Linked DNA regions of Homo sapiens: all the other regions are linked to region 2. A link is a loop called in an ENCODE intact Hi-C map of the cell type or tissue named here. Cell type or tissue: heart right ventricle. All regions are shown on one strand. Each heading gives the region's core, and the rest is flanking DNA. Links, peaks and the distances in the headings are about the cores only. Region 1 overlaps FLG2 (filaggrin 2). Region 2 has its middle 27 kb from the start of CRNN. Region 3 has its middle 16 kb from the start of RPTN.

Evidence for each region. A loop is a pair of places that touch in the nucleus more often than their neighbours do. Peaks named below come from ENCODE experiments on the same cell type or tissue, not always from the same donor. Only the 100,000 strongest peaks of a DNase experiment are listed, where the experiment ranks them.
Region 1: a loop joins it to region 2, with 2.1 times the contacts of the local background. A loop is called at or near these places in 34 of 110 quality-filtered maps.
Region 3: a loop joins it to region 2, with 3 times the contacts of the local background. A loop is called at or near these places in 35 of 110 quality-filtered maps.

Annotation. Positions count from the first base shown.
Region 1 is chr1:152,342,337-152,352,492 of GRCh38, reverse strand. It overlaps FLG2 (filaggrin 2), which reads left to right. Exons shown (of 3, transcript NM_001014342.3): 3 at 1-3,758. The coding sequence ends at 1,883. The region is part of intron 7 of CCDST (cervical cancer associated DHX9 suppressive transcript); the gene reads right to left. Among named protein-coding and RNA genes, the nearest start is that of FLG2, 13 kb to the left of the region's middle. In heart right ventricle, for the core only: a CTCF peak has its summit at 5,164 (motif pointing right); no DNase peak of the experiment used is centred there.
Region 2 is chr1:152,435,956-152,446,111 of GRCh38, reverse strand. No RefSeq gene overlaps it. Among named protein-coding and RNA genes, the nearest start is that of CRNN, 27 kb to the right of the region's middle. In heart right ventricle, for the core only: CTCF peaks have their summits at 3,510, 4,855 and 5,059 (motif pointing right); a DNase peak (open chromatin) is centred at 5,091; H3K27ac peaks cover 779 bases; H3K27me3 peaks cover 1,937 bases.
Region 3 is chr1:152,138,258-152,148,413 of GRCh38, reverse strand. No RefSeq gene overlaps it. Among named protein-coding and RNA genes, the nearest start is that of RPTN, 16 kb to the left of the region's middle. In heart right ventricle, for the core only: a CTCF peak has its summit at 6,255 (motif pointing left); a DNase peak (open chromatin) is centred at 6,253; H3K27me3 peaks cover 1,774 bases.

The DNA.
Region 1 (10,156 bases), core at 1,487-9,486, 94 kb after region 2:
AGAGACATGGAACTATACATGGACAGACAGGCGATACCACCAGACATGCCCACTCTGGTCATGGACAGTCCACACAGACAGGGTCCAGGACCACTGGAAGAAGGTCATCTGGCCACAGTGAGTACAGTGACAGTGAAGGGCACTCAGGGTTCTCACAAAGACCACACTCACGAGGACACACTCACGGCCAGGCTGGATCTCAACATGGAGAGTCAGAATCCATAGTTGACGAGAGACATGGAACTACTCATGGACAGACAGGAGATACCAGTGGACATTCTCAATCTGGTCATGGACAGTCCACACAGTCAGGATCCAGTACAACTGGAAGAAGGAGATCTGGCCACAGTGAGTCCAGTGACAGTGAAGTGCACTCAGGGGGCTCACATACACATTCAGGACACACACACAGCCAAGCCAGGTCTCAACATGGAGAGTCAGAATCCACAGTTCACAAGAGACACCAAACTACTCATGGACAGACAGGAGATACCACTGAACATGGCCACCCTAGTCATGGACAAACCATACAGACAGGGTCCAGGACAACTGGAAGAAGGGGATCTGGCCACAGTGAGTACAGTGACAGTGAAGGGCCCTCAGGGGTCTCACACACACATTCAGGACACACTCACGGTCAAGCTGGATCTCACTATCCAGAGTCAGGATCCTCAGTTCATGAGAGACACGGAACTACTCATGGACAAACAGCAGATACCACTAGACATGGCCACTCTGGTCATGGACAGTCCACACAGAGAGGGTCCAGGACAACTGGAAGAAGGGCATCTGGCCACAGTGAGTACAGTGACAGTGAAGGGCACTCAGGGGTCTCACACACACATTCAGGACACGCTCATGGCCAAGCCGGATCTCAACATGGAGAGTCAGGATCCTCAGTTCATGAGAGACACGGAACTACTCATGGACAGACAGGAGATACCACTAGACATGCTCACTCTGGTCATGGACAGTCCACACAGAGAGGGTCAAGGACAGCTGGAAGAAGGGGATCTGGCCACAGTGAGTCCAGTGACAGTGAAGTGCACTCAGGGGTCTCACACACACATTCAGGACACACTTATGGCCAAGCCAGATCTCAACATGGAGAGTCAGGATCTGCCATTCACGGGAGACAGGGAACTATACATGGACAGACAGGAGATACCACTAGACATGGCCAGTCTGGTCATGGACAGTCCACACAGACAGGTTCCAGGACAACTGGAAGACAAAGATCTAGTCACAGTGAGTCCAGTGATAGTGAAGTGCACTCAGAGGCCTCACCCACACATTCAGGACACACTCACAGCCAAGCCGGATCTCGACATGGACAGTCAGGATCCTCAGGTCATGGGAGACAGGGAACTACTCATGGACAGACAGGAGATACCACTAGACATGCCCACTATGGTTATGGACAATCCACACAGAGAGGGTCCAGGACAACTGGAAGAAGGGGATCTGGCCACAGTGAGTCCAGTGACAGTGAAGTGCACTCATGGGGCTCACACACACATTCAGGACACATTCAGGGCCAAGCTGGATCTCAACAAAGACAGCCAGGATCCACAGTTCATGGGAGACTGGAAACTACTCATGGACAGACAGGAGATACCACTAGACATGGCCATTCTGGTTATGGACAATCCACACAGACAGGTTCCAGATCTAGTAGAGCAAGTCATTTTCAGTCACATAGTAGTGAAAGGCAAAGGCATGGATCAAGTCAGGTTTGGAAACATGGCAGCTATGGACCTGCAGAATATGACTATGGGCACACTGGGTATGGGCCTTCTGGTGGCAGCAGAAAAAGCATCAGTAATTCTCACCTTTCATGGTCAACAGACAGCACTGCAAACAAGCAACTGTCTAGACATTGACAGTTATTTTCTAGTTCTGACCTTATAGTATCCAAAGCAACTAAAAGAACAGGAAGACACAGTTTAAATCATGAACAGTCAATGGTAAGTTATGAACATTCAGTTGATTCTCAGTATCAGTCTCGACCTATTATTATAAGAAGTCAGGAATCTAGTCATGGACATTCTATAGTAACTCATAAACAGTCAAACAACACCTATGTTCAACCTGGATATAACACAGCCAGAAGGGAGGGATGTACACATAGCCAGTCAAATGACCACCTTGGATTTGGCCATGGACAATCCATATCAGTTCATGGCCATTCAAAATCTAGTTCAATCAGAAAACAGGAATCCCATACTGATAACAAAAAGCATTCAGAAGATTGGGAGAAAGACACTCATGAGCAATTAGGATCTAGGCATGGGAAGTTAGAGTTCAATACAATAGGTATACATGGATCTAGCCAGCAACATTTCGGAGATACAACTTTTCATGGGCAGGTAAGATCCAGCACAGGTTTTGCCAGATAGGTATTAAGTCATGGGCCATCAAGAGATGCCTAGGGTCAGTCTGGATTCAGTACCAATGAAAGACAAGTATACAGCCATGGCCAATCAAATGATAGTTATGAGTAGTCAAATGACAGCAAAAGTCAAAGATACATTTTCAGTCACTTTCTTGACAGCCAAGACCCTGCAGGAATTGAAGAGTATAGGTATAGATATTCATCAAGCAGTGCAACCATATGCAGTGGGGGAGACAAAGGCAAGAGTCAGAGTCAAGTCTGTCAGGAGGTATCAGAATATACGGTGAGGATGTGGGCAAAAAACAAAGAGGCTCTGAGGCCAGCGGTTACCATACAAAGGAAAGAACAGGCTCTGGTTCCTTCTGCTTAGATAGCAACACCCCACTCTATGAATATGTCCAAGAACAAAGGAGTTATTACTTTGAATAAGAAGCCAACATAAACTAGCCCAAGATAAGAACTAACCCAGAGAAGAAATGAGACACATACATGAAATTAAGGTATTTAACATGATCTCCTCTTTTGGTAGTAAGGGTATATGTCTGTTCTTTCATTTTAACTATAGTTCTGTACTATATTACTTTTGTTTGGTGCCAGGTGTTTTTGTAAGGCTCCACATTCATTGAACTCCTTGGTTAGAAAATAGTGAATGAGGCCGGGCGCGGTGGCTCACGCCTGTAATCCCAGCACTTTGGGAGGCCAAGATGGGTGGATCACGAAGTCAGGAGTTCGAGACCAGCCTGGCCAACATAGTGAAATCCCGTCTCTACTAAAAATACAAAAATTAGCTGGGTGCAGTAGCGGGCACCTGTAATCCTAGCTACTCAGGAGGCTGAGGCAGGAGAATTGGTTGAACCCGGGAGGCAGAGGTTGCAGTGAGCCGAGATCGCACCACTGCACTCCAGCCTGGGTGACTGAGCAAGACTCCACCTTGAAAAAAAGAAAGAAAGAAAATAGTGAATGGAAGAAAAAGATAAACACCATTTGGGGCTATATTCAGAACTATATAATAAAGAGAGATTTGTGTGGTTGGGAATAAAATTAGGTTTTAAAAAAATTTCCGAATTTCAAAATTTGGATTTTCCAGATTTTGTTTTAATTAATTATTGACAAACCTATCCAAGGAGCTAAATGACGTGGTTTAGGAGCCAAAACGTCTCTAGAAACATTATAACACATCCCATCCTGAACAAAGAATGTTGTCATAGTTTCCCACATGAATATTCAGAATATTTGCATCTTTTTGTGTCACTACTGGAATTCTGTACAATTATATTTAAATTTATTGTCATGGCCTTCTGGATATAGGATCCAGAAAATTGTACTTCATAAAAATTGGCAATAAACATTTCATCAAGTTATAGTTTCTCTTCTCTTTCATCTCCACAAACACATAGTTTCCTGCCATGGGATCAGATGCAGTTTTCTTCCACCTCCACACAGCTAGATGGCAGTGAAGCACTCAGGTACTAATAATAAGGACTCCAAAGAAGACAAAACTCAACCATATCTGATCTTTTCCTCAATCTAATCGCTGTCCAATGCTTCTGTAAAGCATTTACAGAAAGGCTTTATACTGATGAGTTGACCTCAGATGTTCTGGTTAATCATGATCATCACAGCAATTATTATCAAACATAATCCCAAGAAGCTACTTTCTAAGACAACCCAAGCTCTGGAAATAAGAATTATACACCATGGATTTTCTCTGTCAAAGATATTAATGGAAGAATCACTATCAATAGAAGCTAATTGGGTCCAGAGGTTTCCAGTAGAAGAAAAACAGTTAAAAATATATTATTCCTGCCTATAAGGAGAAAATACATGAATTTATTATGAATAGTGAGAGAAGTAATGATGAGTAGAAGAATTATGTACAAAATGCACTATCCTCAGTAGAAAGTTTACTACTATAAAACCCAAAGAAAATGTGCAGACTGTCAGAACTAGTAAGAACTTTAAAGATTACTTCCTTAATTTGGAAGTTAAAATAAAAAAGCCAAGCACACCGCATTTAATTAAAAGAGTGATAATTCTCACCATTAAATTTGGTGCTATCCAAATTTATCCTCTTTTCACTCAAAAATCAAGCTACTTTTCCTCCACCTTCACTTTTGGAATTCAAACTAAACTGAAATTCATCAGTGAGTGTTCAAAATCACAAGTCCCTATTAGAAGCAGAAGTTACATGAAAACAACAACAACAACAAACAGGCTCATTCTTCTGATTAGACTCAGAATATATCTATCTAATCTAGTTTTTAAATTGTAATATTAAGAAGGACTTGTACTTTATGAACTTTAAATCGTACTATGTAATCAACATAACACTAGTCTGTTAGTTTGCTAGTGAAAAAGCTACTGTTATACTATTAATGATACTCAGCAAAATTACTGTGTATATAGGAGTTAACGCTAGTAACCAATTCATACCAATCTATCTATCACCATTTATTCACTGAATATAAATACTAATTATCAAAGAACAATTAGAAATTTAAATTTGATATTTAATCTCTTTCTATTATAGATAAAGTAAGTCTATACCTATAATAAAAAGAGAAATCCATAGATTTTTATCCTACCTCTGCACAGCTAGATGGCAGTAAAGTAAATCTATGGATTTACTTTATTTACAATAGAAGAGATTAACTTGCTAATTGGAAGTGCTGCTATGACCAAGGTATAGGTTTCTGATTCTCAAGCCAAAGCTCTCTCTCGTGTCAGGGCGTCTGCACTCATTCCATACATCTGTAATTCCATATTCTACCGCTAGACGGCGGTGAAACACTCAGATACTAATGATGAGTCCAAAGAAGGTAAAACTCAACATCTGATCTTTCCCTCAATCTAATCACTGTCTAAAGCATTTACAAGAAAGAAAGGCTTTATTCTCTAAGTATACGTTTACAAATGTCTAAAGTTTCACTGGTATCCTGAATAAACGTTAATGTGCCTTTATTGTATGTGTGTGTAAATATGTATATGTGTATATATAAATATATAGGTTATGTACATAAATGACCCCCATAATCCCTTAACCACACCCATTTGAAATTTAAATGTAATATATTCCACATTGCTAAAACTCTCAATAATATGTTTTAATCAAATAGGGGGCAATTGTTCCTTATAAATTACACCAGAAGTATTAAATAACTCAAAAAGAGTTACACATCTCCCTTCTAAGATAAAAGGAAAGATAAAAATGAGACATCAGGTATGGTCTACAAAGAAAAAGTTCAAAACTGGGGTGCCCCCATGTGAAACCTCTGTGAACAGTTGAATTTCTTAGATGCTAGAAAGAGAAGTGTCATAGGTACATACCGTTAGATATTTCCCCTCTACTACCATCTGTGTGCTAGCAACCTGTAGGTAAAGCATTTCTGTGCCAAGAAATACCCAGTGATGTCAAACCATGGCTGAGACTGTCATGGAGAGTACATGGCACTGAAGAGGAACTCTGGGTGGCCAAAATGGGAGGAAAGAAAGATAAAATTCCTCTTCTTACAAACTTTCTAGATAAAGATGACCTTTGGATGAGGGAAATTGAAGGTCAGTTTGTAGCAGACACACTGCATGCACTTGCTGTTCTGTTAGAGTGTAATACATAGTCCCTGTGTTCCAAGAGTCCTTGATAACCAGAGAAGACTTTCTAATACTACATGCTGAGTACAACCTTTGTGGAGCACTCTAACACAATCAAAGGTGGGTATGTAAACTGTGGGGAAATGAGCAAGAAAAAGTAGAAAATCTTTAAAAAGTAAAGATTGAGGCAATTCTGGATTTGGTTGGAAATTAATCAAGCGAGCAGACAGAAGCTTCCTCTCTAATAATGATTTGACACAATTAAAAGGCCACTAACTCAGGCTTTGAAACTGGTTTTAAGCAACATCTTACTGAATCTTTGGAAAACATGGTAAGTGAAAGTGAGTGAAACTCTCCTTAAAAGTGCATAGAATTACCAGTAGAAGTTCACAAGTATATTTTTTGCATTATAAAGCCATCTAACACAAAGAAGTATGAAATTTGCAAGGAAAAACATGTTCATTTTCTAAAGATTGTTTAGATATGTTAAGTTGTCTCATATTATTCTTTTCATTTCCCCACAATGTACAATTAATAAAAATCTTATGTTGTCTTACTTTCTACAAATAAAGTGCAGTAATTAGGAAAAGGATGAAATGGAGGAACAGCCTCTGGTTCCAAATCACTTAGATGTGTTTCTGGCTTTACCACTTTCTCTAGAATTAAAGTTTTAAGAATTGGCAGGTTATCCGTTTTTAATTAGAACATAGAAATGAAGGGTGGGAGAGGCAGTTTCCTATACTGAGGCTATTAGAGAAGAGGAAATATAGAGAGACCCTAAAATTCACAAATAGGGTGATCTGCTTTGGCTACAAGAACAAAATTTAAGGAGCTCAAGAACTTACATACAAGTACAGACAGATTATCCCTAGCTTAAAGTCATTACTTCAAGATTCCTCTGAGGCTGATTAAGAAACAACAACAAACAAAAAAATCTGTATCAAATCTACTGGTTGCTGCTTTCTAAAACTTGGTACAAAATATTCAATATTTGTGTTATTTATTCCACTCTGGATTAAAAAAAGAAAATTAAAATTTACTGAATGCCTACTCACTATGTTTCAGACACTTGCTCTAAAACAACCTTGCAAGTAAAAAATTAACCATACCTTACAGACAAAATTGAGGATCATGGAGGTTAAAAAAAAATCCTAACAGAGAATACACATCAAATGTTACTTTCCCTCACTTTCTTTCCTCTAAAAATCACTTTATGCTTCCTCTTTTAGAATCAATAGACTAGATAGGTAGATCGATGATAGGTGATAGAGATAGATAGATGACAGATAGACTAATAGATAGATAATAGACTTCAAATATATTTTTAAAATTTTTAAATGTTAAAATATTCTCCATACCTCACTCAGTAGTATCATTCTTTATTTTTTGTCAAGAGGGCTTTAATAGGACAGTAGTTCAACCCTTCTTCTTCCTTAAATTCTCAAGATGACATTTTGTCAGCTCTGATGTTGTTTGTTGCCTTGCTAGGCTAGCTGAATGTCTTAAAAACCAATCAACCAGTAAACAAATAAAATCATGTCTCATCCAAACTAATTTTTTTCAGGTAGCATTAAAAAATGTATTAGAGCCTGCAATTGTTTCCATTTGGTGCAATTTCAGAGGCTAGACAAGGGTTATGTTTTCTCCCAAAGTGTACCACATAGGCTCTAGATTTGAATATTTGCAGATTAGGGGAATACCCAATAGGCTTCATTTTCCAGCAACATTACTAGTTCCTACTGCCAGTTCCTACTGCTCTTTTCTTTACAATACTTGCCCCATTCTTCCTAATACCTTTCCTGACTAGTTTTGTCAGGGCTGAAAGAACAGATGGTTGAGCTCCACCTATGTGTGACCAAACATTCATATTTCTACAGCTCTCCTGCAACATATAATCCAAGAATGTGGGCTAGGCTGATTAGTAATCTCTCTATGATTATTTTAATGACAGAATCCAGATGATGCAGATAATATGGGTGTTGTCAGTGCAACATTAGGGTCACTCTTTCACTCATCTATTCATTGGAGGGAAGTTAATAACAACTTAAATGACAGATAATGTACTTGATACTGAAATTAGAAATAGAAGACATTGTCCCTGTTCCTTTCTTTATATGTTCATCAAGGAGACCAACATATGAGAAAACAACAGATATGAATGCTGTGGCAAGTACTATAATAGACATGATCAAATAAGACATAATCAAGGAACTATTATTGATCACGTCAATTATAGCACTTGCCACAGTATGATCAGTATGCGAAACTGCCTCTCCCACACTTCATTTCTATGTTCTAATTAAGAACTGAAAATTTGCCAATTCTGTTTAATTCTAGAAAAATTTGGTAAAGCCAGAAACACATCTAAGTAATTTGGAACCAGAGGGTGATCCTCTGTTTTCAGTAAAGTGATCAACTAACCCTGATTAAAGGTGAAGAAAGGATTCAGAGAAATCTTAAGGAAAGAGGAGAATTTGCAGTGGGTCTCCAGAGATGGTCAGGAGTTATTCAGGTTTATCTGAGGAGACTAACTACTCCAGGCTTTTGTTAAGTGTACGTAAAGTCTTAAAGTAAGAAAGACCATAGTGAGCTCAGGGAACCTGAAAATAATCCAGCATAGCTAAGACATAGGTTGTATGTGGAAGCATAGCAAGAAATGATGTTGGAGTAATAGGCATGGGAAGACTGTAAAATGAAAATAAAGATAAGTTTCTTTGGAATCTTTTGTAGCAAGTTAAATATGAATAAAAATTAAGATACTATGGAAAATTGTTAACTTTTTATTTAAAATTGCATAAATGGTATGATTCCATTGTGTTAAATAAATTTTGTCTAACTCTCCATCCAGCTGCATACAAAGAAATCTGAAATAATGTTTTCCAGAAGTTAACACTGATTATTTCTATATGATGGAATCCGTGATGATTTGTTGCTGTCTTCTATTACAATTTTCTGTATTGCTTGACTATTTTATAATTAAGGAGCATTCATTCTTTCAAATTTAAAAAGTCACTAAAATAAAATATAAACGAACGCATATGTTTACACTCACACAAAGTATAGACAGAGAGACTTCGGAGCAAAAGAACATGATCCAGATAGACAAAGAATAATTCCTGCTCCAGGGAACTGGGAAAACAAGGTCATTCAGGCAAACAAAGAGAGGTCAGATCAAGAAGAAATGTGTCGTCAAAGTCATACAATAGAGCGAGACTTAAGCTTAGGTTATTCTGCTGGAAGGAGGCAAAGTGTTAACACGATCAGAGAGTACAGTTAAAAAGAAGATCTAACTGGGGTGGAGATCCAAGCATTTTTATGAAAAACTCCCAAATGGAATTATTTTGTGTGGCAGATCTCCAAGCTTTGGTCAGCATTTCTGGCATATAGGATCAGTTTTCTATTATGAATTTGGCTCTTGTCAGCCTTCTAGCTAAAAAATATGATTGCAAAAAAGTCCATTTCACTTAGAGAAAAAAGTTAAAAGTTATTCATAAAAACAAGAGATTGAGCATGATGACAATGTCCAGGATGAAGGTAAACCATAGTTTTCTCCGTATTTTTTATCCATTTAATGAACAATTATTTCTACAGAGAAGTAATTCTCAGTAGAATCAGCAGAAGTGATTCTTGAGGATTTCTGCCTCAAGTCCCCTTTTTGCTCTTAAAAATTACTGAGAAACATGAAGAGCTTTTGTTTATGGGGATTATGTCTACCAATATTTTCCATATTAGAAACTAAAACTGAGAAGTTTTTAAAGTATTTATTCATTTAACAAGTCCATTACATATTAACATACCATATTTTTATTAAAATGTAACTATTTTTAGAAAACAATTAATGAGAAGAGTGGCATTGTTTTACACTTTTGAAAATCTCATTGATGTCTAGCTTAATAGAAGACAACTGGATTATAGTACCTAGTTCTGCCTTCCAGCTGTTGTGACATCACACATCTAGAAAACTCTACTGGATACTTGTAAGAGAATGAAAATTAAAAAGACAAATAATATCTTAGTATTATGATGAAAGTAGTTTTTACTTCACATGCACCCCAAGACTACATATTGAGAACCATGGCTATAGAAAATTCTAGTAAGACCTTTAAAAAGTGTAACTCTATTATTTTTTGCAAGGTCTTTAATAAGCATTCTAGGCCTTGGACCCTCTAGGTG
Region 2 (10,156 bases), core at 877-8,876:
ACCAAGAACTTAGGACCACTCTCTTAGGCCATTGGTCTTAGAACTATATAGTAGCTCCACATGGGTGAGTTATGGAAAAAGCCAAGTAGGTACAATTCTAGAGTAACTATATCTTAGGTCCTCAACTCCCACCCATAGCACCCTAGCTCCCCTATGTTTGCCCTGAGCCTGAGTGGATGCTCCACTAGATCTGAGTCCTTAATTAAAAGGTGTGGCAACACTTGCATCTCTACCCCCACCAAATGCATGTCAACAGCCAGTTGGCAAGGTTTAAGGGGAAAAGCACATGTTTTGAAGTGAAATAAATCTGGATTGGATTTGAATCATGGAATCCCTGCTTACAGACTTCATTCAACAAATATTTATTGAAGTGATTCTATGCACCACACATTGTGCCAGATGCCGTAAATAAGGGAGAGACACAAATTATGCAAATTTGTGAGCCCCTGGTTTCTCATCTAAAATAAGGTACTAGCTACTTCTTAGAGATGCTGAAAGAATTTTATGAGATAATATGTGTAACTGTAGGCTACTTATTATCATTGTTATTAATAGAAGTAACATGACATCAGTATGTGTGAAAAGCCATACAATTATTTAAATCTTGAACTCAATATTTATCTTAATACATTTACCCTAAAGAAAAGCTCATATATGAATCTTTCATACTTTTCTTTATTTATATAAAGGGGCAGAACGGGAAGGAAATAAAGTGCCGACCAAGTATATATAATTTGAAGGTAGTGGGTGAAATACTTTACATTTGTTAATTCATAAAAATGAGCAAAGGAAAAACTACAAGCAACCTAAATATTCAGCAGTGATATAATGAATGGAATATTATACAGTCATTTAAAGTAATTATAAAGACTATGTAGCAATATAGAAAAATGCTCATTATATCATATTAGGTAGAGAAAGCAGGTTACTGGGTGTAGGTATGCAGATGCTGATTGCAGTTGTGTAAGGTCCATATGCATGAGCACAGCCACACACTAAAGTCACCACTTGCTCTAGAATCACGGGCGTGTGGTGATCCTTTGCTCTCTTATCTGTCAAACTGTTTGTGTGTTGTTTCATTGTTTGTCACATTATTTTTATAGGCATGCTTTTCTTGAGGTGCCCTCTTTGTCAGTATTTCCCTCTCTCCCATATGGCCTACCCATCAATTTTAAAAGGGAAAAATAAAGATATTTTCATGCTTGAAAGTCTTGGCAGGTAGCAAACTTTTGAGGAGGCATCAGTTGCATTCACTTCATTGCTGTTTTCTGAAAAATATATGGAAGAGTTATGCTTTGCACATAGCTTTTCAACTACACATAGCAACCCTTCAAAAATTGCTCTCAGAAATTAAAAACAAACGCACTACTGCAGTAGAATCCCCCAGCAGCACCCACCCGCACTGTCCTCGGAGGGCACACTTTATGTCTCTAGGACACAAGCCAGCACAGGTTGGCTTTCTATCCATTCATCCATTTATTCTACCATCCATATGTCCATCATTTGATGCTTCACTGCCTGTCCATCCACCAAATCCATCCCTCTGTTTATCCATTCATTCAGCCATCCTTCCTTGAAAGGTCATCACCACAAAACTCCCTTATAAGAATTAGAGATTTTTTAAAATGTTTCTCATCTTCATTTGGCTACTCATCTGAAAAGCCAAGGTCAAGGTTACTAAATGGGGTCAGTGAAGCAACAGGACGTGAACCCAGGAGACGTGCTTCTCATCTTCTCCCAGTCCATGGTGGGCAGTTCAGCAGCTGTTTCAGCCACTGGGCAGCCTCCCAAGGCCCATTTTGGGAACAATGAGTCCAGTAATCAGGCCACTATTTGTCATCAGGGCCCGCCCTTGTCACAGCAAGGTTGCTGGCTGGAGCAGAATCTTCAAGGCATTTCAAGCATTTACCACCTAAATCTGTCACATATTAGCCCTGTAGGTGGAGTGGGAGAGGCCGTGCAGTATGACTTGTCAAGCTGCCAGACAAAACCTGCTTCAGTCAATTAAATAATGGGCTGTCATTACAGAAGACTGGATTGTGACCTTCTCAATCAAGTTCTAATTGGGGTTGATGAGGACAATCTACCCTGGATGTTCTTATCTTCCATCAGACCATCACTGTTTAGAGTCCTCCTTTCATCCCTAAAATGGGTGTAGATGGGAAAACTGAGCCTGCATCTGCAGAGAGATGGGGATGTGTCCCTAGAGCAAATTTAAGAATTAACAAACACTTAATTGTATGCTCTACGTGAGATCCAGTACCAGATGCTGAGAATCTAGATGCTGGGACAGACCAAGCACATTTCCTGCCTGTGAGGAACACGCAGACCTAGTGAAGAAAACAGTTACCATCAGTGTGGACAGGGCCATAACAGCAACAAGGACAGGGTGTGATGAAAGCACCCACATGTGTCTAGAGAGAATCCCAAAGGCTTCAAGGAAGGGGCATTGGAACTGGGCCTGGACAGCACACACAGACATGCCTGTTCCCTGCTAGATAAACTCAAGAGACACATGGAGGAGCAAGGAGAGGGCCCACCGCAGCTCAGGGGCAGCTGGCAGCTTACATGGGGTCTCTGGGACAGCAGCCACTCTCTTGCACAGTGTGGCACAGATTTGAAAATGTGAGCCACAGAAGGTCCTGCTGATTGTTTCCAGGATACACTTTAAACCATCATAACTCCAGATCGCTGTTTTTATTCATTTTTCCTAGAATAGATTCTTCTCACCTCACCTACCCCTGAGGCCCCACAACCTACTACTATACCCTACTCACTTTTCAAGGCCCACCTCTCAGGTCACCTCTTCTATGAAGCCTTCCTGGAGACTGATCCACTCACAGACGCCTCCCTTTTTGCCCTCCCAGTGTTTTGTATCTAAGTCCAGATTAAATTCCAGTTAGTTTGTGGAGCCTGTCTCCAGGGACCTCCATCTTTGCATCCCCAGTGCCTGGTACACAGTAGGTACCCAACATCTGACTGCTGACAGACCAACCCCTCCCAGGATTGACTCACGCTGAGGTGATCCAGAAGCACCATCCAAACCCACTTCCCACAGGGCTGAGCTTGTTGTCATGGCAGGAAGCCACCAGTTAACTTGAGAAAAACCAGCCTGTGGAATTCTGCCAGTTCCCCAGCCAGTATGCCCCAGAGTAGCTGCCACCCAAAACCCATGCTGTATTTTCTAATGTTTACAGGAAACTTGGAGCTCACAGAGCACCAGTCAACAATCGGCCACCCAGCGAGCATGGGCTGAGCCCCCACTGTATGGGAGGCACCCTAGCACCAGTGACCCTTTAGTGGCTGGGAAAGGAAGTGGGAGGAACCTACTAGTCATCAAAGATGAGATTAGGTTGTTTATTTTTAATTAATTCAAAAGTAATGTGATTGATGTTATCTTCATTATATTCTTTCCTGACTTTCCCATGCTGGGCCTCTCTTACTAGTATAGCAAGATTTTTTTTTTAAGAAAAATTTTAAGGTAGTCTGAGTGGAAAAGCAAGGAGATCCTGAGTATGCAGGGAAAAGAAAGGGGTCGCCAGTGCACTGAGCGGGAAGAGGGTGTGGGACTGCAGAGGTCTCTGAGGGCCAAGGGAGTGACGTTGCCAGCAGCCCAGGCCGCACGTGGCCAGCCTTCTTTAGTTGCTTTCTCTCCCTGCCCCAGCTCACCTCTCATCCAACTCAAACTCTAAGCCTGGGCCCTTCGGGATTTTCTGTATGGTTCGTTATCTTGCACTGCGTGGGAACAAATGATTCTGCCTTTGTGTTCAGAAAAAAAAACAGGAGTGGGGGTGATTTTTTTCAAAGGAAACTTTATTTGGAAAACCAAAAGAAAAGCAAAACAAAAGAGAGCCACCAGGAAGGGGCTGAGGTAGAAAACTGTACCAAGCACAGAGTCCTTATCCTAAACCATCTGAAGACCAACTGTCTTGGCTGACATGTGGACCCAGGACCCAGCACCCATCTCTGCAGAGATCCTTTGCCTGGCCCCCAGGTGCTGCCCCCACACATTTACTGGCACAGTCTGGGGAGGTGAAAAGAAAACACATTTGCTGTTTCTCACCTGGGGGCTCTGAACAGAAGTCAGTTCTACCTACCCATTCCCCACTGGCAGCATCCCCAGTCAGTCCTTGGTCTCCCTTCCAAGCCAGTGTCTGCCAGCAGGAGAGCTGACTGGATTTTTCTCTCCTCCTGCCTCCCTGTACTCCTACCAGGAGGTGCCAGGGCTGGATTCCCCTGGTCTTAACCTGCTCTCAGGAGCCCTCACTGGTGCATTTCTCTGGTTTCCGTTCCCCGTTTTAGCCTCTGGTCAGCAGGCCACTGGGCCTGTCACTGGCCATCTTGGCAGTCATCCTTGTGGACTTTCCTCCCCAGACCCCCTAAGATCTGGTGCCAGTGCCTGTCCTGGCTCTTGTGCAGGACTTTCTAGAGCTTGTCTCACTGGCAAACTCTGCTCAAGGCCCAGCAGGCACTGCACACATCTGGGCAGTGGTGGTTGTTTCTCAGCTCCCAGCCTAACCCTGTAACTTAAGGTCCGCTGGGCACAGGTCCCTATCGTTTAGCTCTGCCCAGAGCCCCACTCGTCATGGCTACTCTGCCTTCAGCTGTTCCCCTTCCTCCTGATGTGAAACTCAGTGCTCCCACCCCACCCCCACCTCCCAAAGTATGAAGATCCCTTTTCAAATCCCAGCTCTGCCATCTAACAGGCTACTGACTTGAACAAGTCTTTTGAACTTTCCAGGGAGAAGACACGTCTGTAAAATCGGGAAAACCATAATAATTAACCCAAAGGATGGCATGAGAGAAAATACAGGTAAAAATGCCTTGTAACTGTAGCCCTGTGTGCAGGTTGTTTTGTTGGCCTCTGCCACCGGCTGATCAGTAGCTTCGCTGTCTGTCTTCACCACCTGAAACACATTCTCTCTCTGGTTCAGGACGGTGCGCTCCTCTCTGAATTCTGGCTTCTTTGCAGGCTTTCGGTTATCCCTCTGTCACCTATTTGCTGCTCAGTTAGTGGCATGCTAGGCCTTCCTGCTACACGTTGACTTGAACACTAGGTGGCAGCCTGACCCATATCTTGCTGGGGTAACTCGGCCCTCTGCCGGGATGGGAACCGAGACTCGAGGCTTCCACCCCAGCTACCCTTACAGCTGCCACACTGCCTTTTCTTTCATGGCTGTTGGCAGCAGAGAGCCAAGAAAGGCTCCCCGTTGCTAAACACAGGCCGAAGCCTTGGAGATGAAGGGAGATTTGAGCTGATCTGAAGTCAGCTCTTCTACCAGCTGGGGCTTCCTTTGTAGAACAAAGACTTGAGACAGCCTTTGGTGGAGGGTGAAAGAAGCTGAGGCCTGGGCGGTGGCGGAGGACTTAGCATGGTGGTGACCTTTTAGCCCAGAAGGCTGCTTTGCCGACTGGGCCTGGAGTTTCCTGTGGACCCTGTGGCCCAGAGGACCTGCTGGGATCCCATTGCATTGGAGGATACAGGCTGATGTTTACCTTTCTCTACTGACTCCTTTCCCTCAACATGCAAGCATGATCAAGCCTTTCCCATTTTAAAGTAATCTTCCAACTTACCTCTCCTTTCATCATCCTCTCTCTTTGGCCTTACCATCTTAGCGAAATTTATTGAAAAGTTATCTTTGCTCTCTCTTTCTTCATCACCTCCCACTCACTTGTTAGCCTACGGCATTCTGACTCTCTTTCTCCTGCACTTCCAGGTCTGTTACTGAAACAAATTTGGGGTCCACCCGCCCAACACAGCAAAGCCAAACACTGACATCAAGATTGCAGAGAGGGGGAAAGTGAGGCATTTATTGCAGGGTGCCAAGCAAGGAGAAGTGGGTAGCTCATGCTTAAGACCTGAACTCTCTGATGCTTGCAATCAAGGGTCTTTGAAGGCAGGGGAAATTTTCAGGAAAGCAGAAATTACAGAAAAAACTGTAAGTCAATACACGGAGGTTATACATTGGTTTGACCTAAAAAGGTGGGATATCTTGAAGCCTGGTGGGAGTAGCAGGGAGGTGAAGGGGCCTTACGGGTCATAGGCAGATACAAAGATTTTCTGATTTGCAATTGGTTAAGGGAAAGAAGATTTGTTTAAAATGTTTGGGACAGCAGAAAAAAAATGTTAGCTCTGGTCCGTGGGCATGACTTCCTCCAGGCCCCTAAAGAAGAATTTTAGGACAAAGAAAGATGGTCAGAGTTCAGTCCTCAGTTCCCCCTTATCTGAGGTCCATGTGCCAGTGGATCCTGTAGGTGGGGGTCTAGATTTCTAGAAAACACTTCAGGGACATATGTTAAGATGATATCTTTGGTTTCTATGGGAAATGTAACATCCTGTGACTCTAACTTCCTTGGCTATTTTTTTAGGTTACTATTACCTTCTTGCTTACGAAGTTGCCCATTTATTTCTCAGGGCTAGCGAGGTGCCTGGAATTTCCCTTGAAGGAACTCGGGATTTTTCTTTATTTCCATGCGTGGAGGGTCCCACAGGATCCTAAAAGGGGTCCCTGCTCCATCTCAGGTCTACTGTCTCTGGTACTGGCCATGCTCTTATATTGTCAATGCCAAGCAACTTTCAGTCTTCATCTTACTGTGTCTCTTTGATGCAGGCCATATTTGTGCTCTCTCCTTGACACAATTCTTTTCCTGTTTTTCTCCAATCCTCTTTAAAATGTTCTTGATCTGCTTTATACACTTCACTCAAACCCAATACTCTCAACTTTTTAACTAGGACTTCTATACTGAAGATTTCCAAATCTTTTACTTAGGACCCGGCATTCTCAGTCCAGTTCCTTATCTCCAGTTAACTCAACATGACCAAAACTGACCTCATCTCTCTGCCACCAGCCCTGATTCAACCAGTTCCTTCTCTGATTTCTGTCTCAGTGAAGAGCATCACCAGGGACCCAGTGGTGGCCAAGGTCAGACCATTAAAAGTCATTGTTGATCCCTCTCTGCCCCACAACACCCACATCCACTTCATAGCCATGTCTAATCAATTCTACCCCCTTAAAAACCTCTCAAATCTCTCCCCATCCCTAGTCCAACTCCCCTGCCCAGGCCAAGTCTCCATTCTCTTTTTCCTGAATAAAGGCAACAGACTCCTATTTGTTCTCCCTGCATTTGTTCCTGCCCCTTCACCACTGCATTGTCCTCACTGCAGACAGTGTCCTTTATAAAGCGCAAAGCTAAACAAGTCATTTCATTTGTAAGCTCAAAACCCTTCGGTGCCCTAAGGGTAGTGTCCAGACACTGTTGCAAGGCCCAAAAGAACCTTCCTGACCTGACTCTGCCCACATTCTCCAGCCACATAGCTTAGCAACCTCCACCTCTCCCCAAACACACACTGTCTCTCTCTCCCCAACTCCCCTCTATCCACCCTCATCAAAAGTGTTCCTGGGAATCCTATGCTCTGCCTTCCACCGCACCTTCGGTCTGAACTACTTCTTTGGCTGCCTCCTTTTTCTCCATTGAGGCTCAGTTCAAGAATTGTCAACTTTCTAATCCTAATTCTGTGCTGGGTGCCCCTTCCCTGTGCCTTTTGGTTAAAGTACTCAGTGTTGTGATTGTGTGACTGTATGTCACTCGACAACTCAGTTTCAGTGAAAGAATTGCATCTTTTTTATCTTTGGGTTGGTCCCCAGCACTAGGTTCACTACCTGGCACTGAGAAGGGGCTAGACAGATATTTGATGGGTGGGTAGATGGGAATATTGAAAACTATTTTCCAGAAAATGTTTCCTGCTTATTCAGAGGTGATCTAGTATTTTGATTCCTCACCTTAACTCCAAGCCCACATGGTACCTATTAAATGAAGCCAAACCCAAGACCTCAGAATGACCCAAAGCAATGCAACTGGATGCTTTCTCCAGAACCAGGTGCTGGAACATCTTTGCTAGGTTCACTACTAAAAAGTTTAGGCACTGTCTCCTGCCTCACTCCTAAGTAGAATCAGCCATGCAAGATGCCAGCTTTGCTCTCATTTCAGCCTAGAGGGATTGCTCTTGCCAGACCAGGTAGACAAGAACTGCAGCTAAGCACTGTAACCAGAGAACACAGCCACCCTCTCTGCAGTTTGTCCCTTGCAGGACAAGGAACCTCTGAGCATGCTTGTGTCTGCCTGGAGAAATCCAGAACAGAAGCACAGAATGCAGAGCCCCCACTAATAATTTAAATGAGATGCAAACACATTCTTAAGGACAGAGAGTTCTCATTCTTATTAATGGTGATAACAAGGCAACTATAATATCACCAACAGTGCTGCCTTAGATTTGCTGGGAATATTTTACAGGCTGAGTCTTTGTTCATACTCTCCTCTGATTGTTCTCCCCACCATGCCTCTTATCCATCCTTCAAGACCCTGATGCAAATACACAATCTGAGAAGCCTTCCCAAGGCCACCCACCCCAGTCTGAATTAACAAGTTTTTTTTCCACGCCTCTGTAGTACATTGTTCATATTTCTTTTACAATACTGATACCAAATTGTGTTTCTTATGCATGTGTCTTTCTTATGTCTTTGTCTGTGTCCCTGACAAAGTTATAAATGCCCAGCAGAAAGGAAATATGGTTTATCTATGTCTGCATATCCCATGGTTCCGGTCCTGCATTCCAGGCATTTGATAAATATCCATTGAATTGATAATAATTGTCAAACCATTGCAAAGCAACAGGCAGAAAACTAGGTTCATAAGTTCAAAGAGAATGGAGAAAATAGGATTGATCATGTGGGTAGAGCTCATCTGGGAAGATTTCCTGAAAGAGGTGTGGCTGGATAAGACTGTACAGGGTGGGGCTGACAAGCATGAACCCTAAGTCTCTGCATGATCCTGACTGTCATCTTAAATTCTGGGAGGGAAAGACCAGGCTTTACTCCTTCCTTATCCGTCTTTGCTCCCCACCCCAATATAGGATAGCAGCAGGAGAGTTGAGTGGTTAGACATGTGGGCTCTCAAGACAGACTGCCTGGATGTGTAGCCTAGCTCAGCCACTTAACAACTGTGCAAGCTTGAGCTGATGACTTCACCTCTCTGGTCTCAGCTTTCTCATTTGTAAAGTAAGGACAATATAATACCTACCTCACTGGATTATGTGATGATTAAACAAGTTAATCTATAAAGCATTTACAAGGTGCCTAAAGCTAATCTCAATGCTTTATGTAGATTAACTCACTTAATCTTCACACAGCCCAATAACATTGGCACTATTTTCATACTTACTTTAAGGGTGAGGAAACTGAGATGCAGAGAAGTACACTATTGTGAGATTAGGGCGGGAAGGTCAAAGCTAATATGACAGTCATTAGCATAGCCTCCCCAAACATGTCAAACATTCCCCAAACATGACTAACTTGGACCTGCCCACCCCAAACCAGCCAGCACTTCCTTTAAATAGCCAGAACCACAGTCAGAGCTCTAAATAATAACTTTCCTAAAGAAAAGACATACAAATGGCCAGCAGGTATATGAAAATGTTCAACATCACTAACAGAGAAATGCAAATCAAAACCACAATGAGATATCACCTCACTCCAATTAAAAAAGCTATTATTAAAAAGACAAAACATAACAGATGTTGGTGAGGATGTAGAGAAAAGGGAACCCTAACCCTACACACTGTTGATGGGTAGGGTGGAATGAAAGCTAGTACAGCTACTATGGAAAACAGCATGGAGATTTCTCAAAGAACTAAAAATGGAATTACCGTTCAATCCAGCAATTTTACTACTGAGTATCTACCCAAAGGAAAAGAAATCAAAGAGATACCTGCAGTCACATGTTTATTGCAGCATTATTCACAGGAGCAAATATATGGAATCAACCTAAGTGTCCATCTACAGATGAATGGATGAAGAAAATGTGGTACATACACACAATGAAATACTACTCAGTCATAAAAAGAATGGTATCATGTCATTTGCAGCAATGTGGATGGAACTGAAGGTCATTATCTTAAGTGAAATAAGCCAAGCATAAAAAGACAAATATCATGCATTCTCATTTATATGTCAGAGCTAAAAAATTTGATCACATGTAGGTAGAGACAAGAAAGGTAACAGAAACTAGGAAGGGTGTGAGGAGGGGTAGGGAGGAAGATTGAGAGAAATGGGTTAAAGGGTACAAACATGTAATAAGATAAGAGGAATATATTCAATAC
Region 3 (10,156 bases), core at 1,521-9,520, 300 kb after region 2:
AATCCGAGCAGGCTGCAGAGCAACCACTTGCTAAACAGATTTGAATGCCTAAATGGAAATAAATTGCTAATAGTCAACACCATGAGAAAAAAAGTCCCAAAGGCATCTGAGAAGTCTTCAGGACAGCTCCTCCCATCACAGGCCCAGAGGCCTAGGAGGAAAGAATGGTTTCAAAGGCCAGGCCCAGGACACTGCTGTGCCATGAAGCCTCAGGACACTGCTCCCTGCGTTCAGGCTGCTCTGGCTCCAACTGGGGCTCTAAGGGCCCCAGGTACAGCTTGGGCCCTGCTCCCGAGAGTGCAAGCCATAAGTCTTGGAGGTGTCCACATGGTGTTAAGCCTGCAGGTGCACAGAATGCAAGCATTAAGGAGGCTTGGCAGCTTCCACCTAGATTTCAGAGGATGTATGGGAAAGCCCAAGTGCCCAGGCAGAAGCTTGCCAGAGGTGCAGAGTCCCCACAGAGACACTCTACTAGAGAATATCCAAGGAGAAATATTGGGCTGGAGATCCCCAACATAGAGTCTGCACTGGGGCACTGCCTAGTGGAGCTGTGGGAAATGGGGCCACTGTCCTCCAGACCTGAAAGTGGTGGAGCCACCAGAAGCTTCCATTCTGAGCCTGGAAAAGCCACAGGCACTCAATTCTAACCCACAAGAGCAGTCACAGGGGCTGCACTCTGCAAAGCCACAGGTGCAGAGCTGCCCCAGGCCTTGGGAGCCTACCCTTTGCATCAGTGTGCCCTGGATGTAGGGCATGGAGTTAAGGATTATTTTGAAGTTTTAGGGTTTAATGCCTGCCCTACTGGGTTTCAGACTTTTGTGGGACCTATTGCCCCTTTTTTGGGCCAATTTCTCCCTTTTGGAGTGGGAATTTTTATTTATCTATTTATTTATTTATTTATTTATTTATTTGTTTATTTGTTTATTTTGAGATGGAGTCTCACCCTGTCACCCAGGCTGGAGTGCGGTGGCATGATCTTGGCTCACTGCAACCTCCACCTCCTGGGTTCAAGCAATTCTCCTGCCTCAGCCTCCTGAATTGCTGGGATTAAAGGCAAGCGCTACCACATCCAACTAATTTTTTATATCTTTAGTAGAGACAGAGTTTCATCATGTTGGCCAGGCTGGTCTCAAACTCCTGACCTTGTGATCCGCCTGTCTTGGCCTCCCAAAGTGCTGGGATTACAGACATGAGCCACCACACCCAGCCAAGGAGTGGGAATGTTTACCCAATGCCTATGCCACCATTATATCTTGGAAGTAAATAACTTGTTTTGTATCTTACAAGCTCATAGGTGAAACGAACTTGTCTTGAGTCTCATGAGAGACTTTGGACTTTGGACTTGATATTGGAATGAGTTAAGACTTTCTGGGGCTGTTGGGAAGAGAAGATTATATTTTTCAATGTGAGAAGAACACAAGATTTGGTGGGCTAGGGGTAAAATGGTATGATTTGGATGTCTGTCCCCTCCAAATTTCATGCTGAAATGTGATCCCCAATGTTGGAGGTGAAGCCTAGTGGGAGGTGTTTGGGTCACAGGAGCATATCCTTCATAAATGGCTTGGTGCCCTCCCAGGTAATGAATGAGTTCTCATTCTGTTACTTCATGTGAGAGCTGTTGTTTAAAGGAGACTGGCACCTCCTCCTCTTTCTCTTGCTCTCTCTCTTGCTATGTGGTGCACCTGTTCTCCCTTTGCCTTCTGCCATGATTGTAAGCTTCCTGAGGGTCTCACCAGAAAGAGAGTAGATGCTGGCACCATGCTGCTTGTACAGCCTGCAGAACCATGAGCCAAATAAGCCTCTTTTTTAAAATGAATTACCCAGTCTCAGGCACTCCTTTACAGCAACACAAAACTAATACACGTTTCTTCAAGAAAAGGTTCATGCCTTATTCATTGTATCACCTAGAATATTTCAGGTAAATATTTGGTGGATGCTTGCCAAATCAAATTCAACTGAACAGACTCTCTCCATCACATCATGACTCTTTTCCTCCATGCCCGGCACCACCATTCTATGCCCATTGTCATATCCTACGGGTAATGTTGCTTTCATTCACCTCACTTTCTCCCAAAACACAGTACCCAACATTTTTCTCTCTCAGATTTCCTGTGCACTGCATACCAACAAGCCCCTAAACACCCCTAAATGGTAGCTAGGTTCCCCTCAGCACCACCAATGCCCTCCCTGAATTGTAGGATCCCAGGTTGTGACCATTCTATTTTCTCACTCCTTAGACACTTCCTTACTTCTTCTTCTCCCTTGGAGTTCAAACCCAACAATTCCTAACCATCAACTCCTTGAAAGGCCAATTTAAAACTTATCTTCTCTAATCATCCCTCAATGACAAACCCTTCTTTCTACTGTTGATTTTCATCAGTGTGAATCACTGGCTGAACTGTATGCATTTTGCTTGCTGATGTCAGCATATACAAGTGTTCTTCCGTTGTTCCTGTTATGTATTTCATTGTTCCTTAAAAAAAGCTATAAGGTCATTAAGAAGCTGACATGTCTCCTGATTTCTTTGAGAACCAAGCCGAAAACGAATTTACACCATTTTTATTAGGTAACTTATTACGAGACTTACTAAGGCAGTAGGAGCCTAACTTGAATTGAGCATTTACTGAGTACCTGCTGTTAAAATACAATATCTGGCTCTTGCTCTCGCTCTCCCTCTCCCTCTCCCTCTCCCTCTCCCTCTCCCTCTCCCTCTCCTCTCCGTCTCCCTCGTCTCCCCACGGTCTCCCTCTCCCTCTCTCTCCACAGTCTCCCTCTCCCTCTCTCTCCACGGTCTCCCTCTGATGCCCAGCCGAAGCTGGACTGTACTGCCACCATCTCGGCTCACTGCAACCTCCCTGCCTGATTCTCCTGCCTCAGCCTGCCAAGTGCCTGGGATGGCAGGCGCGCGCCACCACGCCTGACTGGTTTTCGTATTTTTTTGGTGGAGACGGGGTTTCGCTGTGTTGGCCGGGCTGGTCTCCAGCTCCTAACCACGAGTGATCCGCCAGCCTTGGCCTCCCAAGGTGCCAGGATTGCAGACAGAGTCTCGTTCACTCAGTGCTCAATGTTGCCCAGGCTGGAGTGCAGTGGCGTGATCTCGGCTCGCTACAACCCCCACCTCCCAGCCGCCTGCCTTGGCCTCCCAAAGTGCCGAGATTGCAGCCTCTGCCCGGCCGCCACCCCATCTGGGAAGTGAGGAGCGTCTCTACCTGGCTGCCCATCATCTGGGATGTAAGGAGCCCCTCTGCCCAGCTGCCCAGTCTGGGAAGTAAGGAGCGCCTCTTCCCAGCCGCCATCCCATCTAGGAAGTGAGGAGCGTCTCTGCCCAGCCACCCATCGTCTGAGATGTGGGGAGCACCTCTGCCCTGCTGCCCCGTCTGGGATGTGAGGAGCGCCTCTGCCCTGCCGTGACCCCATCTGGGAGGTGAGGAATGTCTCTGTCTGGCCGCCCCGTCTGGGAAGTGAGGAGCCCCTCTGCCCAGCAGCCACCCCGTCTGGGAAGTGAGGAGCATCTCCGCCCGGCAGCCGCCCCGTCCGGGAGGTTGGGGGCAGCCCCCACCTGGCCAGCCGCCCCGTCCGGGAGGGAGGTGGGGGGCAGCCCCCGCCTGGCCAGCACCCCGTCCTGGAGGGAGGTGGGGGGAAGCCCCCACCCGGCCAGCCGCCCCGTCCAGGAGGGAGGTGGGGGGCGCCTCTGCCCGGCTGCCCCTTCTGGGAAGTGAGGAGCCCCTCTGCCCAGCCACCACCCTGTCTGGGAGGTGTACCCAACAGCTCATTGAGAACGGGCCATGATGACGATGGCAGTTTTGTCAAATAGAAAAGGGGGAAATGTGGGGAAAAGATAGAGAGATCAGATTGTTGCTGTGTCTGTGTAGAAAGAAGTAGACATAGGAGACTCCATTTTGTTCTGTACTAAGAGAAATTCTTCTGCCTTGGGATGCTGTTAATCTACAACCTTACCCCCAACCCCCTGCTCTCTGAAACATGTGCTGTGTCCACTCAGGGTTAAATGGATTAAGGGCGGTGCAAGATGTGCTTTGTTAAACAGATGCTTGAAGGCAGCATGCTTGTTAAGAGTCATCACCCCTCCCTAATCTCAAGTACCCAAGGACACAAACACTGCGGAAGGCCACAGGGTCCTCTGCCTAGGAAAACCAGAGACCCTTGTTCACTTGTTTATCTGCTGACCTTCCCTCCACTATTGTCCTATGACCCTGCCAAATCCCCCTCTGTGAGAAACACCCAAGAATGATCAATAAATACTAAAAAAAAAAAGAAAAGAAAAAGAAAAAGAAAAAAAATACAATATCTTAAAAAGTAACTTGCATTCCTAAGAGGAAAAGGCACTAAAAGCAATGATTAAACAAATACCAAAACCCCTCTGTCACACCACTCACAAAAATTAACTTGAACCAGATAATAAACTTAAATGTAAGACTGAAACCATAGAACTTCTAGAAGAATGCAAATCAAAACTACAATGAGCTAGCACCTGTTAGGATGGCTACTGTCAAAGAAACAGGAGATAACAAGTGTTGGGGAGGATATGGACAAAAAGGAATCCTTGTACACTGTTGGTGGGAATGTAAACTAGTAAAGCCATTATGTAAAACAGTATGGAATTTCCTCAAAAATTAAAAATAGAACTACCATACTGCAGCAATACCATTTCTGGGTGTATATCTCAAGGAAATGAAATCAGTATCTCCCAAGAGATGTCTGCCCTCTCATGTTCATTGCAGCCCTATTCACAATAGCCAAGAAATGGAAACAATCTAAGTGTAAGTCAATGCATGAATGGATAAAAAAAAAATTGTGGGGGGTGTGTGTGTGAGAGAGAGAGAGTATGTGTGTATGTGAGAGAGAGAGAGTGTGTGTGTGTGTGTTCTGTAATTGGCCATAAAAAAGGATATCTTGCCATTTGCAGCAACATGGATGAAGCTTGAGGGTATTATGCTAAGGGAAATAAGTCAGTTAGAGAAAGACGAATACTGTATGACTCACTTATATGTAAAATCTGAAAAAGTCAGACTCATAGAAACAGAGAGTAGAATGGTGGCTGCTGGGGGCTGGGGAGTGGAGAAATAGAGAGATATTGGTCAAAGAATACAAACTTTCAGTTCTAAGATTAATAAGTTCTGGAGATCTAAATGTAGAACATAGCAACTGTACTTAGCAATACTGTATTGTGTACTCGAAATGTGCTGATATTCTGATAAAAAAAGAAATTTGCTAAGAGAATAAATCTGAAATGTTCCCACCACAAAAGAAAAAGATAACTTTTAACAATTTTTATTTCTAATATTTATGGGTACGTAGTAGGCATATATATTTATGCGGTACATTAAATACTTGAGTACAGACATGCAACACTTAATAATCACATCATGGAAAATAGGGTATCCATCCCCTCAGGCATTTATTCTTTGTGTTACAAACCATTTAATTATACTCTTTTAGTTATTTTTAAATGTACAATCAAATTATTTTGACTATAGTCATTTGGATGTATTATAAAATACTAGGTATTATTCATTCTTTAAAATATCTTTGTACCCATTAACCATCTCCACCTCCCCCCAACCCCCCCCACTACCCTTCTCAGCCTCTAGTCACCATCCTTATACTCTTATACACATGGAGATGTGTTCAATCGTTTTGATTTTTATATCCCACAAATAAGAGAATATGCGATATGCCTGGCTTATTTCACTTAACATAGTGATCTCCAGTTCCATCCGTGTTGCTGCAAGTGACAGTGTCCAATTCTAAAAAAGGTAACTATGCTTTAATTAACTTGATAATGACAATCATTTCACAATACATATGTATATCAAGTCATCAGGTTGTACACCTTAAATTTATATAATTTTGTTTATCAATTATACTTCAGTGAAGGAGGAAAAATTAAATTTAAGATACAATTTAAAAGATTTTTTAAGTAGCATCATTCAAAGAGAGAGACAGAGCCCTGGACTGGGAGTAAGGAAACTTGAATTCTAGTTCTGGCACTGTTACCAATACCACATCCAATCTTGGGTCATGTGTGTCACCAGACTGTGCTCCAGTTTTCTCATCCTTAAAATGAAGAGCTGAAACAATGCAATCTATAATGTCTCTTTCAAGACTGTAATGCTATGATTTCATAACTAAATGTCTAGATCAATCAGCTAGCCTGGTTAAGTAAATATTCCAGAGGCTGAAAACACCCTGGATGCAAACTGGAGGAAACTATTCCATGCAGTTCTAGTGCCGCCTGCTGGTCAATGGATTCCTTAAGACATTCCCTCCTTAAGAGATAGATATCTAAGCAAAGTGACAAATACTGTTGCAAAAACAACAGGTCACAATTTGGCACTCTCTGCCCAGTGAACAAGTAATACTTTTGTTGTATAGTCTGGTCACCAGTTTCTGCTGAAACAGTTAATTTGTGTGAAAAGGGACACGTGCTGGTGGCTGCCTGATTGGGTGTCCCTGGCAACTGTTTTTGTTTGTCTTTTTGGTTTTTTATATCACTACCCCAAGCCCAATTATTGTAGGGCTTTGCTCTAGTTTTGCTTGCCACTGAATGAGACACATTCAGTTCATTCAGTAAATTCAATCCCAAATAGCTATTGAGCATTTTACTAGATTCCCTAACTGTGCAAACAGATGTAGTGTGCTACGAAGTTACTAGCAGAGGTTTTGAGTCCAGTAGAAATAGATTCCAATCTTGGCCCACCTACTTAACATCCTGTGTGACTTCAGCCTTGGTTTCCTGACTTTAAATTTTCAATGATATCTTCTTTATCAATTGCCTGTAAGGATTTGTGGGGTGCCTGGCATGGAACCTGGTGTGTTGTAGGCACTAGAGAACTGTGAAGACACAACTCATGCCCTGAAAGAGCTTGCAATTAGGCAGGGATAGAGGCAGGTGCTTAGCTATGCAATGTAACAATGATTCAATGTAACAATATTTGCTGATCACTTCATGTACACCCAGGGCTGTAACAGACGATGGTAAGACCCTAAGAAAGAAAATGCCATGGAGGTTCAAAAAAGGGGCAGATCACTTGAGGTGGGGCAAAACAAGTGTCTTCATTGTAGAGAAGGCATCTGTCCAGGATTTTAATAAGTGATAAGAATTTAAATAGACAGATTAATATTGTCCTTGTCCTTAAAATCTCACTTCATACTTCATCTCCATAAAGTCATTCCCTACTCCTACCTTAGTCATCAACTTTTCCACTCCACCTTTCTGTTCCTATTATTCTCAATCCTCTATTGTGGAATTCTAATTCATTCTGCTTATTTTAAAGTTCATAATGCACTAAAAGCAACAATTAAACAAATATCAAAACCCCTCTCTCACACCACTCACAAAAATTAACTTGAAATGGATAATAGACTTAAATGTAAGACTGAAACCATAGAACTCCTAGAAAAATGCAAATCAAAACTACCTAACATGTAGGCTAGCACCTACATGTCTCCTGTTTTCTTTGAGAACCAAGCAGAAAATGAATTTGCACCATTTTTATTAGCTAACTTATTACAAGACTTACTAAGGCAGTAGGAGCCTAACTTGAATTGAGCACTTACTGAGTACTAGTGTTAAAATACAATCTCTTAAAAAGTAACTTGCAGTGTGCCTTTCATACTGGATCATAATCTCCCTAAAGCCAAGGAAAGCATTGGTCTTATTCATTTTTAAGGCTCAGCAACGCAATGCCTGCTAATAACAGCAACATCTTACATATGTACCTTCGGGCTGCAGTTCAAAAGCCTTAGATTCATGCATTCATTCAACAAACGCTGATGACAACAATTTTCTGGACACTGTGCTGGGCACTAGGGGTACAGATGCCGGATGTCTTCTATCAAGGACTCACAATCTATGAGCAGGAAGACAATCACAATTCCATGTGATTAATCCAAAAGAATAAAACAATTATTTATAAATAGGAGTAAAAAAAATAACCACTACTAGCTTTCCCTGAGCACCGAAGTGTGTGGCAGGCACAATACTGAGTGCCAGGTATATCCTTATTCCATATAATCCTCTCATGAACTCTAGTAAGTTAGGTGCTTCTTATCATGTCCATTTAACAGATGAGAAAGCTGAGGCTTACAGAGATTAATAACTTACCCAAAGTCAAATATCTTCTAAGTGGAGAGAAAAATCATTCAAATCCATGTCTGACTTCAGGAGTCTATGTTTCTAAATCCCTTCTTTGCCTCCCAAACCAATGAAAAGAGCCTACATGATGGGTCCTGCAATCCGTGGAGTAGAGTCTTGTATGTAACTAAATCAAGCCAAGTCTTTGATAGAACAGCCACACATAAGACATGATGCACAAACATGAATCATGCCATCCCTGCCCTCAGAGTTCACAGCCCACTAAGAGATGTAGTATATTTAAATCACACATTTAATTCAAAGAATACTGTGCTAGGCTTATAATCAAGCACAAGGGCCAGGGGAGCACAGGTAAAGAGAAAATTACATCTGGTTGGGGAATACTAGTGGGACGCTTGCTGGAAGAAGAATTTGACCTGAGCCTTTGAGAATGAATAGGCTTTAGAGAAGCAAATATGAGTGAGGAGGAAAAATGGTCATCAGCTTTAACAACAATAGGTATGAGAGATTTGGCTGGGGCTTTCATTGATTCTAATCATAATAGGAAGACAGCAAACTATAATTGCAATGCCATTCAGGACATAGGCATGGGCAAGGACTTCATGTCTAAAACACCAAAAGCAACGGCAACAAAAGCCAAAATTGACAAACGGGATCTAATTAAACTAAAGAGCTTCTGCACAGCAAAAGAAACTACCATCAGAGTGAATAGGCAACCTACAGAATGGGAGAAAATTTTTGCAATCTATTCATCTGACAAAGAGCTAATATCCAGAATCTACAAAGAACTCAAACAAATTTGCAAGAAAAAAACAAACAACCCCATCAAAAAGTGGGTGAAGGATATGAACAGACACTTCTCAAAAGAAGACATTTATGCAGCCAACAGACACATGAAAAAAATGCTCATCATCACTGGCCATCAGAGAAATGCAAATCAAAACCACAATGAGATACCATCTCATGCCAGTTAGAATGGGGATCATTAAAAAGTCAGGAAACAACAGGTGCTGGAGAGGATGTGGAGAAATAGAAACACTTTTACACTGTTGGTGGGACTGTAAACTAGTTCAACCATTGTGGAAGACAGTGTGGCGATTCCTCAAGGATCTAGAACTAGAAATACCATTTGACCCAGCCATCCCATTACTGGGTGTATACCCAAAGGATTATAAATCATGCTGCTATAAAGACACATGCACACGTATGTTTATTGTGGCACTATTCACAATAGCAAAGACTTGGAACCAACCCAAATGTCCATCAATGATAGACTGGATTAAGAAAATGTGGCATATATACACCATGGAATACTATGCAGCCATAAAAAAGGATGAGTTCATGTCCTTTGTAGGGATATGGATGAAGCTGGAAACTATCATTCTCAGCAAACTATCGCAAGGACAAAAAACCAAACACCACATATTCTCACTCATAGGTGGGAACTGAACAATGAGAACACTTGGACACAGGAAGGGGAACATCACACACCGGGGCCCGTCATGAGGTGGGGGAATAGGGGAGGATAGCATTAGCAGATATACCTAATGTAAATGACGAGTTAATGGGTGCAGCACACCAGCATGTATACATATGTAACAAAACTGCACGTTGTGCACATGAGTTAGATGATTTCTAAGTTAAACTAGATGATCCAACTCCATGATTCAATGATTTAAAGGGGTCATCTAGTGCAACCTCCCACATAACCAGGAAATCTCTGCCTTGACATCATTGCCAAATGGTCTGCCAGCTTCTGCCAGAACGTAGTTTTAAAATAATAAAGCTATGGGATATTTTCACTATGTATCTTACTCCCACTTATGGTATAGCCAGATGAGTTTGTGGTGAGTAGTTGAGAAATAGAAGCAGTCACACTTGATACCTAATCCCTCCACGTGTCTGAGCAGAGCACTGAGGGGCTTGTAAATCACACCACGGATGCTGTCCTAGTAGGTCCAATGGTCTATGCAGCCACTGCCCATATGCTTGCTCTGAAAAAATTCAGCCAAGCTCTTTTGGGAAACATCTATACTTCCA